Linked DNA regions of Homo sapiens: region 2 is linked to region 1. Evidence: read pairs that join two places in POLR2A ChIA-PET (ENCODE). Cell type or tissue: OCI-LY7. All regions are shown on one strand. Each heading gives the region's core, and the rest is flanking DNA. Links, peaks and the distances in the headings are about the cores only.

Evidence for each region. ChIA-PET counts read pairs that join two places held together with the same protein. Peaks named below come from ENCODE experiments on the same cell type or tissue, not always from the same donor. Only the 100,000 strongest peaks of a DNase experiment are listed, where the experiment ranks them.
Region 2: POLR2A ChIA-PET joins it to region 1 with 8 read pairs; 2 of 35 experiments call an interaction of 5 or more read pairs at or near these places.

What each region holds. Positions count from the first base shown.
Region 1 is chr17:75,768,256-75,773,625 of GRCh38, forward strand. No RefSeq gene overlaps it. Among named protein-coding and RNA genes, the nearest start is that of GALK1, 5.7 kb to the left of the region's middle. In OCI-LY7, for the core only: CTCF peaks have their summits at 3,961 (motif pointing right) and 5,054; a DNase peak (open chromatin) is centred at 3,306.
Region 2 is chr17:76,479,436-76,484,805 of GRCh38, forward strand. It overlaps RHBDF2 (rhomboid 5 homolog 2), which reads right to left. Exons shown (of 19, transcript NM_001005498.4): 3 at 1,940-2,110; 4 at 298-419. The coding sequence starts at 2,089. Among named protein-coding and RNA genes, the nearest start is that of AANAT, 15 kb to the left of the region's middle. RefSeq lists silencers at 1,338-1,407, 2,228-2,327, 2,388-2,437, 4,112-4,406, 4,318-4,518. In OCI-LY7, for the core only: CTCF peaks have their summits at 2,763 and 3,108; DNase peaks (open chromatin) are centred at 1,416, 1,866, 2,646, 3,416 and 2 weaker places; H3K4me3 peaks cover 3,482 bases; H3K27ac peaks cover 5,000 bases.

The DNA of each region.
Region 1 (5,370 bases), core at 323-5,322:
GTATCTATACAATAGAAATATTAATCCATAAAAAGAAATGAAGTACTGATACGTGTAACAACATGGATGGAGCCTTCAAGAAAAAAATTAGCTGGGCGTGGTGGCGGGCACCTGTAGTCCCAGCTACTCGGGAGGCTGAGGCAGGAGAATGGCGTGAACCTGGGAGGCGGAGCTTGCAGTGAGCAGAGATCGTGCCACTGCACTCCAGCCCAGGTGACAGCGCAAAACTCCGTCTCAAAAAAAAAAAAAAAAGAATGAACTTTGAAAATATTATGGTGAGTGAAGGAAGCCAGTCACACAAGACCACCTGTTGTATATCCAGAATCGGCAAATCTCTACAGATGGAAAGTTAATTAGCGGTTGCTTAGGCCTGAGGGAATAGCAGGGTCAGAGCCAAAGGATGGCAGGTTTCTCTGTGGTAAGGAAAATGTTCTAAAATGGACTGTGGTGATGGTTGCACATGCCTGTGAATATCCTAAACTGTTGAATTTTATGTTTTAAATGGGTGAATTATATGGTATGTATTATATCTCAATAAAGCTGTTAAGAAAAGAATGGGGCCCAGGTGTGGTGGCTCACGCCTGTAATCCCAACACTGGGAGGCTGAGGTGGGCAAATCGCTTGAGACCAGGAGTTCAAGACCAGCCTGGGCAACAAAGGGAGACCTCATCTCTCCAAAAAAATCAAAAATTAGCCGGGCACGGTGGCTCATGCATGTAATCCCAGCACTTTGGGAGGCCGAGGCGGGTGGATCACTTGAGGTCAGGAGTTCAAGACCAGCCCGGCCAACATAGTGAAACCCCATCTTTACTAAAAAATAGAAAAATTAGCCCGGTGTGGTGGTACAAGCCTGTAATCCCAGCTACTCAGGAGACTGAGGCAGGAGAATCGCTTGAACCCAGGGGGCGGAGGTTGCGGTGAGCCGAGATCACACCACTGCATTCCAGCCTGGACAACAGACTGAGACTCCGTCTCAAAAAAAAAAAAAAAATCAAAAATTAGTCAGGCTTGGTGGTGTGTGCCTGTGGTCCCGACTACTTGGGAGGCTGAGGCAGGAGGATCACCTGAGCCCAGAGGTTGAAGGTGCAGTGAGCCGAGATCACGCCACTGCACTCCAGCCCAAGCAATTCCAGATGTCATCGGATGACCTGCTCCTTTTGAGCACACTTCAGTAAAGCATTTTTTGGCACAGCCAACACCAAACAAATCATACCATGAGTGGCCCTTGGGCTGGTTGAAATGGAATGAAACTCACAAACCATACCTCCCTACAAGGGCCCATTCTATCAGGGCAGAGGTGAGCGAAGCAGCCCCTTCTCTGCATGCCTTTTACTCACCTCACCTCTGACACCCAACAGTGCTGAGCCCTCATCTCCACTCTTCCTATTATATGATCTCAGGTAAATGAAGTGACCTTTCTGGGCCTCAGTTTCTTATGTGTAAAATGGGGCTAGAGATTGCTCCCAGACATGCTGTTGTAAAAGGAACTGAATGAGATCATCTTCATAAAGTGCCCAGCCCAGCAGCTGGCACTTGGTACGCACAGAATAAATGTTTGCTATTCTTATCAGTTGTCCATTAATTCAACAGGCATTATGGTACTCTCCTATATGCAATTGGCCAGAAAGATAAATGCCTCAGGCTCTCACGGTCTGATTGGGAGGCAGACAGTCACAAATCTGACCCCCTCTGTCTGCGATAAATGTTGAGTAGAGCTTTCTGAATAGGAGAAGAGAGAGCAGGGATTCTGACCAGTTAGAAGTCCACACCCTTATCTTTATTTCCATTGATTCATTTTAATTGACAACGTGACTTTTTTTTTTTTTTTTGAGATGGAGTCTCGCTCTGTCGCCAGGCTGGAGTGTAGTGGCACAATCTCAGCTCACTGCAACCTCTGCCTACCAGGTTCAAGCAATTCTCCTGCTTCAGCCTCCCAAGTAGCTGGGATTACAGGCACGTGCCACTATGCCCAGCTAATTTTTTGAATTTTTAGTAGGGACAGGGTTTCACCGTGTTGGCCAGGCTGGTCTCACACTCCTGACCTCAGGTGATCCGTCTGCCTTGGCCTCCCAAAGTGCTAGGATTATAGGCGTGAGCCACCTCAGCTGGCCAACATGACCATTTGACCCATCTTCATCCTTTGTGTTGTTTTAGTTTTTCTTTTTTTTTCTTTTTTTTTTTTTTTTTGCGAGACAGAGTCTCTCTCAGTCACCCAGGCTGGAGTGCAATGGCGTGATCTCAGCTCACTGCAACCTCCACCTTCTGGGCTTAAGCGAATCTCCTGCCTCAGCCTCCCAAGTAGCTAGGACTACAGGTATGAGCCACCACGCCTGGCTAATTTTTTTTGTATTTTTAGTAGAGATGGGTTTTGCTCTGTTGGCCAGGCAGGTCTCAAACTCCTGACATCAAGTGATCCGCCCACCTCGGCCTCCCAAAGTGCTGGGCTTACAGGCGTGAGTACCACACCCAGCCTGTTTTAGTTTTTCTTGGAGAACCTCGATTTAGGCTGGGCAAGGTGGCTCATGCCTGTAATCCCAGCACTTTCAGAGGCTGAGATGGGCGGATCACCTGAGGTCAGGAATTTGAGACCAGCCTGGTTAACATGGTGAAACCCCATCTCTACTAAAAGTACAAAATTAGCCTGGTGTGGTGGCGCATGCCTGTAATCCCAGCTACTCTGGAGGCTGAGGCAGGAGAATCGCTTGAACCCCAGAGGCAGAGGTTGCAGTGAGCTGAGATTGTGCCGCTGCACTCCAACCTGGGCAACAGGGAGACTCCACCTCAAAATAAATAAATAAATAAAAATACAAAATTAGTCTGGGCGCAGTGGCTCACACTTGTAATGCCAGCACTTTGGGAGGCCAAGGCAGGTGGATCACCTGAGGTCAGGAGTTCGAGACCAGCCTGACCAACATGGTGAAACTCCATCTCTACTAAAAATACAAAAAATAGGCCAGGCATGGTGGCGTGCGCCTGTAATCTCAGCTACTCAGGAGAACGAGGCAGAACAATCACTTGAATCTGGGAGGCAGAGGTTGCAGTGAGCCGAGATGGCACCACTGCACTCCAGCCTGGGCTGCAGAGTGAAACTTCGTCTCAAAAAAGAAAAAAAAGTTGGCATAAGGCGAAGCATGTCCGTTTGTTCAAGATGGACTCTGAAACATTGATTTTATTTGGGAAATGTGTTTACTGTCTTTTTTGAATCCCATCTAGTGTGTTACTGAAATTTGTTCAGAGTGAAGTCTCCTTTGACCTTTGACCCTCCCCCCATTTCCTGGCCAGATGTCTCAGGATTAGCGGGGAGGTGGCATGGTAATGGAAACACTTCACCCTGAGCTTTGTCCTCTGCTATGCTGGCTGAGAAACTTGCTTGTATCTTGCTGATTATCACGTAGGGCTGAGGCGTCTGGAGAGAATTCTGGGTTATATCCACCACTGGGACATACTAGCCAGTGGTGGGAATACCATGCGTGCCAGCCAGGTGTCTGGTGACCTAGACAGGCTTAGAGGTGGGTTTTTTTGTTTTTTGTTTTTTTTTCAGTCAGGGTCTTGCTGTGTCACCCAGGCTGGCGTGCAGTGTCACCATCACAGCCCACTGAAGCCTTCAACTCCTGAGCTGAAGCAATCCTCCCATCTCAGCCTCCCAAGTTGCTGAGATTACATGGGAAAGCCACTGCACCTGGCTCTAACAATGTTTGTCTAGGCCGCGGAAAGATGTGACCTACCACTGAGGACAGGCACTCCAAAATGCCTCTTCTCCACGGGAGTCCGTGTCTGTCTTCTACACAAAAACCAAATCCTTGGGCCCTCCTTGCTCAACTTGGCCTTTGTTTATGTTTCACGGGACGATACACTTGACGCAGCCCTGGCTTCTATGTTGCAGTCACAGCCTGATTCCCTGATGGACTTAGGTCCGTGGCTCCCGGTGTTTTCAGAGACTGACATCTTGCTCCCAGCAGATGGCTCACTACCTTACCCATTCTGGGAGATTCCTTTTATTGTTTCTTCTAGAGGGTTAACCTATTTCCTGATCTGGGCTCCCTTTGCCCTTCTATAATATTCATGATAACAGTGTCTGGAATATTGATAATAATATTGAGCCCATGGTCAGCCCAGACCTCAGGGCTGATATCTCACCAAGATGCACCTGCGGGGCAGCACAGCTTGTTTACTACCAGCGTCTTTTTTTTTTTTTTTTTTTTTGAAATGGAGTCTCACTCTGTTGCCCAGGCTGGAGTGCAGTGGCGTGATCTCGGCTCACTTCAACCTCCGCCTCCCGGGTTCAAGCGATTCTCCTCTCTCAGCCTCCCGAGTAGCTGGGATAACAGGCATGCACCACCACACCTGGCTAATTTTTGTGTTTTTAGTAGAGATGGGGTTTTGCCATGCTGGCCAGCCTGGTCTCAAACTCCTGGCCTCAAGTGATCCACCCGCCTCAGCCTCCCAAAATGTTGGGATTACAGGCATGCGCCACCTCTCCTGGCCCCTGAGCCCATTTTCTCAGCCACTACTGTTTCCTGGACTGCTGCAGCCTCTGCTCTACTGGCCTCTGCTTACGAAAGTGTCAAGAGTTAAAGCTCAGCCTCTTGGTGATGGACAGGAGGGGCAGCTGCTCTCTCAGACTCAGTTCCTATGTGAAACACTCTCGGTTTGGAAGCCAGGCCAGTAACCAAAGCTTTTGGGAACCAGACTGATTCTTTGCCACCCATGCTGGGAGCAGATCCAGCCAGCTGTGCTTGGGGGCTGCTGGGGCCATTTGGTTTGGTCAGCAGTCACTCCTGGAACTTCTGCTATGTGTCAGGTGTGATTCCAGGGGCAGACACACTCATTCCCTGCCTTCGGAGCGCCAGGAGCTTCTCGTCTCCCTGCGGTCTCAGATGCCCCTGCTCAGATAACCCAGCTGCAAGTCTTGTCTTTATTTGCTGCCCCTACTCTGTCCCTGAAGTTCCTGCCCTCTAGGTTGACAACCACCCTGCTGCTGGCCAAGGAGCATGTCCAGACCTACAAGATGCAGCTGACAGCTCAGGGCCGAGGCTGTCTCATCTTGCGCCTCACACTGGCTGGAAAGCTGCTGGCACTGCAGCTGCCCAGGCCTCAGACCGCTGGTGGTGGGCAGATGGATTGAGACTAGCTGCAGGTGCGGAGCTGGGGAGGGAGAGCCCTGTGAGGGCCGTGATGCCTGGGCTGTGGACCCAAGCCCCTCCTGACCCCTCTGCTTGGCCCCCTGGCTCAGTGCCTGGCAGAGAGGAGCTTATGGGGAAAAATGTGGCCAACGTAGGAGGTGGTACGTGAATAGGGATTTAACGGAGCCCAGGTTCCACCTCCATGAGGACAGGCACAATCCCTCACACACCCCTCAGCAAAGGCCAC
Region 2 (5,370 bases), core at 305-5,304, 710 kb after region 1:
GAGCAGAAGCAGGGGATGACGGGAGCGTGAGGAGCCAGGCTAGGGCCCCAGGCACCCCCACACTGATCCACCCAGCTCCTCGAAGCCCCCCAGCCTCCACACCGTGATATTCCGCAAAGCACATACCCATTTCCCCATCTATACCATGATAATAGGCCACAGGGAGACATTGCTCATTAATGCCGGCCTCCTCCTTCCAGAGAGGGGACGCAGGGACCAGGCCCAATCATGTCCAGGCCCCGAGAATCCACAGGTTGCTGGGTGGGGGGTGCTGGGCTTGGGTGTAGGGGGGCTCACTTGCGGATGCTCTGGGACAGTGAGGCCTGGCGGCGGAAGCCAGGGCGCTTCTCTGAACTCTCCTGCCATCGGCTGCGTGGCTCCTGGAGGCTGACGCTCTTCAAGTAGGCTGGGTTCTTCCTCTTGGGGAGGAAGGAGGGAGGGCAGGCGGTGGTGTGTGCAGCCCAGGTCCTGGGCTGGCTTTTCTTTAGCCTCCTATTCTGAAAACCCTGAGAACAAACTTCAACCCTGATTTATGCCCCAATTTGCTTTCATTTGGAAATATATATATATAATGTGTGTGTGTGTGTGTGTGTGTGTGTGTGTGTGTTTGTATATGTATATATATATATATATATATTTTTTTTTTTTTTTTTTTTTTTTTTTTGGAGATGGAATCTCACTGTATTGTCCAGGCTGGAGTGCAGTGGTGTGGTCTCGACTCACTGACACCTCCGCCTCCCAGGTTCAAGCGATTCTTCTGCCTCAGCCTCCTGAGTAGCTGGGACTATAGGCATGTGCCACCACACCCGGCTAATTTTTGTATTTTTAGTAGAGACGGGGTTTCACCATGTTGGCCAGGCTGGTCTCGAACTCCTGCCTGACCTCAAGTGATCTGGCCGCCTCGGCCTCCCAAAGTGCTGGGATTACAGGCATGAGCTACCATGCCCGGCCTATATATATATTTTTTGGGACAGAGTCTTGCTCTGTTGCCCAGGTTGGAGGGCAGTGGCACCATCATAGCTCACTGGAGCCTCGACCTCCCAGGCTCAAGCAAGCCTTCTACCTCAGTGTCCTAAGTAGCTGGGATTACAGGCATGTGCCACCACACCCAGCTCTTTTTTAATTTTTTTTGCAGAGACAGAGTCTTGCTATGTTGTCTAGTCTGGTCTCGAACTCCTGGGCTCAAGTGATCTGGCTGCCTCAGCCTCCCAAAGTGATGAGATTACAGGCATGAGGCGACCTCGCCCAGCCTCATTCTGAATTTAAAATCGCCATTGTCTAACTTTTCTCCGTCAAGGCCAGCGTGTGTTTTCCTAACTCCTCATCCAGTCCCTCCCCTCTGCACCATGACGCTCCTGCCTGCTGCTGTGTCTTCTGCAGAGCTCTCGGGTGAACGGGGGGCGTTAACATCGCTTCCCTTTATACTCCAGACTGTGCAGGAAGCCCACGCTGCCACAAGCCGGTTTTCAATGAGCTCTTTATGGGGCACTAGACCAGACTGTCAGAAACACTGATCTGTTCTCGTCCTCCCAAAGGAAGCGGACACTGCCTAGGCGGGCTGCTGATGCCAGGGAGACACTGTCCCCTGCTCACCCATGTCAAAGAAAGCCCCCAGCCCTCAGAAGAGAGACTGAGAGTCCAGGCCTAGGGGGTGAAATGAGAACAGCCAGGGCCCCAGGGTTACCAGCAAGCACTTTCTTGGGGCTGGCCCTTCCTGTGTGCCCCTGACCACGATGAGAGTGAGCCCGGTTCCTGGCTTTACTCCCTGTGATATTTCGGGCCCAGGAAGGAGGGGGTAGGGCCCGAGTCAAGGGCTGCACAGACAGCAGCTGTGGCTCAGGAAGGAGCCCCTCTGGGAAGTGAAACTGACCAGAAAGTGTCACGTGGGTACATCTGTTACCTACGGCAGAACAGTGAGCCCCCAGGCCAGCCCCCTTACCTCAGGCAGCATGCTGTCCTGCTCGCCAGGGGCCTGGGTCTCTTTCTCGGGTGGCGGGATGGTGATGGAGAGGTTGGGTGGCTTCCGGCTCTGCAGGCGGCTGCTGGACACAGAGGACACGCTCCCGCCATTCTTGTCAGCAGAGGCCATTGTGGGCAGGAGGCGGGAGGGCTGGAATGGAGACCGGGAGAGCAGCGGTGGGCGGTGCGGGGTGGCGCAGTGTCAGGACCCTGACGCCAGGGCACGCAGCCCAGACCAAGAACCAACTTGCCTAAAGTTGGTTCAAACATCTCTGGGCGGCTGGGCGCGGTGGCTCACGCCTGTAATCCCAGCACTTTGGGAGGCCGAGGTGGGGGGATCACGAGGTCAGGAGATCGAGACCATCCTGGCCAACATGGTGAAACCCCGTCTCTACTAAAAATACAAAAAATTAGCTAGGCGTGGTGGCACGTGCCTGTAATCCCAGCTACTCGGGAGGCTGAGGCAGGATGGCTTGAACCCAGGAGGCAGCGGTTATAGTAAGCCGAGATCGCGCCACTGCACTCCAGCCTGGCGACAGAGCAAGACTCTGTCTGAAAACACACACACACACACACACACACACACACACACACACACACACACACACAAAACCAAAAACAAACCATCCCTGGGGACTAAACCCAGCCTGAACCAGGCTGAACCTCAGGCCCAGTGGTTGGAGTGAGGTCTATTTCTGACCATCATTTGCATCCCGGACCATATGGGTCTGGGAGGTCCTCAACTTACTACCTCATTCAATTTCTGATCTCTCCGCTTGAGGCAAGAACCAAACCCTGAAAAGAGCATGAAGATGCAGGCCAGGGACGGTGGCTCACACCTGTAATACCAGCACTTGGGGAGGCCGAGGTGGGCCGAGAGATGAGAAACCTACTGTGCTGGTCCCTGTCCCCCAAGGCCACCCAGTTTATTTTTCTTGTCTTTTTTCTGTAGAGGTGGGGGTCTCTCCATGTTAGCCAGGCTGGTCTGGAACTCCTGGGCTTAAGCCATCTGCCTGCCTTGGCCTCCCAAGTGCTGGGATTACAGGTGCAAGCTCACTGTGCCCAGCCCCAGTTCATTTTTCAAAGATAACTAAAACTGGCTGGGTGCGTGGCTCATGCCTGTAATCCCAGCACTTTGGGAGGCCGAGGTAGGTGGATCACCTGAGGTCAGGAGTTTGAGACCAGCCTGGCCAACATGGTAAAACCCTGTCTCTACTAAAAATACAAAATTAGCCAGGTGTGGTGGCGCATGCCTATAATCCCAGCTACTTGGGAGGCTGAGGCACGAGAATTGCTTGAACCCAGGAGGCAGAGGTTGCAGTGAGCCAAGATCATGCCACTGCACTCCAGCCTGGGCGACAGAGTGAGAAAATGTCTCAAAAAAAAAAGATAACTGAAACTGCCACCTGTCTGGCACTTTTCTCCCCCATAGTGAGAACACTGTTTAACAATAAAAGTGGCATATGCTCATTGAAAAAAAAAAAAAATCACACAGCTGTGTGTGGTGGCTTACACGTACAATCCCAACACTTTGGGAGACCAAGGTGGATGGATCACTTAAGGTCAGGAGTTCGAGACTAGCCTGGCCAACACAGTGAAACACCATCTCTACTAAAATACAAAAATTAGCCAGGCATAGTGCCTCATTCCTGTAGTTCCAGCTACTCGGGAGGCTGAGGCAGGAGAATCACTTGAACCCGAGAGGAAGAGATTGCTGTGAGCCAATCTCATTGCACCCTCCACCTCCCAGGTTCAAGCAATTCTCTTGCCTCAGCCTCCCAAGTAGCCGGGGTTATGGGCGTGAGCCACCAAGCCCAGCCCACACTCTATCATTTTACCTGCATTGTAGACATCTTTCCCTGTCAACACATACGGACAGACCTACTTTTTTTCTTTTTTCTTTTTTTTTGTGATGGGGTCTCATTCTGTCACCCAGATTGGAGTGCAGTGGCGCGATCTCGGCTCACCGCAACCTCCACCTCCCAGGTTCAAGTGATTCTCCTGCCTCAGCCTCCCAAGAAGCTCGGATTACGGGCATGCGCCACCACGCCCAGCTAATTTTGTATTTTTAGTAGAGATGGGGTTTCTCCATGTTGGTCAGGCTGGTCTCGAACTCCTGACCTCAGGTGATCCACCTGCCTCGGCCTCCCAAAGTGCTGGGATTACAGGTTTCAGCCACCACACCCGGCCCTAGGCCTCTTGTCTTTTTTGATGAATGCAAAGATTTCATAAGTGGAATGCACCAAGATTTACTTAAGTCCAGACTGCTGGTTATTTAGGATGTTTCCGGAATTTGAGACATGGGTCTGATGTTGCAACTAACACCCTTGCATACACCGCGTGTGCTTGTTTAACTATTACAAGACCAAGTTCTGGAAGCAGAATGGCTGGGTTGAAGAGTAAGTACATCCCAAATTTCAGTGGCTGTTGCCCAGTACCCCATCTGGGGCTTTCCTGTGCGTGTGCCACCAGTCCCCAGTTCCCCTCTGACTCCACCAGAATTAACACCCTCTGCCTGTTTCATTCTCTTCGTTTCGTCTCTTGCTCTGCCCCATGACCGTCTTCTTGTTAAAACCCCCAGCTGTGGCCGGGCGCGGTGGCTCATGCCTGTACTCCCAGCACTTTGGGAGGCCAAGGTGGGCAGATCACCTGAGGTCGGGAGTTCGAGACCAGCATGACCAACATGGAGAAACCCCGTCTCTACTAAAAATACAAAAAATTAGCTGGGTGTGGTGGCGCATGCCTGTAATCTCAGCTACTCGGGAGGCTGAGGTAGGAGAATTGCTTGAACCCGGGAGGCAGAGGTTGCAGTGAGCCGAGATTGCACCATTGCACTCCAGCCTGGGCAACAAGAGCGAAACTTCGTCTCAAAAATAAAAATAAAAATAAAAATAAACCCCCCCAGCTGTTTCCTCTCCTTCACATCCCAAGGTTCCTGGGCAAGTTTTGTTTTTCCTCTCCTTGTACGAAGCCAGGGACTCCATACCCATCTCCCTGGGAGCCCTTCAGCCAAGGGCGTGTGTGGGCTGAGGCGTGGCATGCACGGGTCGGCGAGACAGCAGCCATCTGAACCTGTCCTCCTCCTCCATCTCTACCTCACCTCCACCATCTCCACCTCACCTCCACCATCTCCTCACCTGGAGGCTCACTCCACTCTCTCAATTCCTCTACCTGCTGCCTCAAGCCCCCTGAGACTGATCATTCTCCGCACCGCAGCTGGGGTCACCTCCCAAAAGCATAGATCACACCTGTTGCTTCCCTGCTCAACTCTCTCCCAGGATTTCCTGTTCTCACCCAAAGTCCAAACGTCTCACTGGGACTTCCAGGACCTCTCTTCGTCTCTTCCTGTGCCCTTGCTTACCCCTGACCCAGCTTTCCTGGGCCCCTCATTGTCTCAAACTGGCCAAGCTC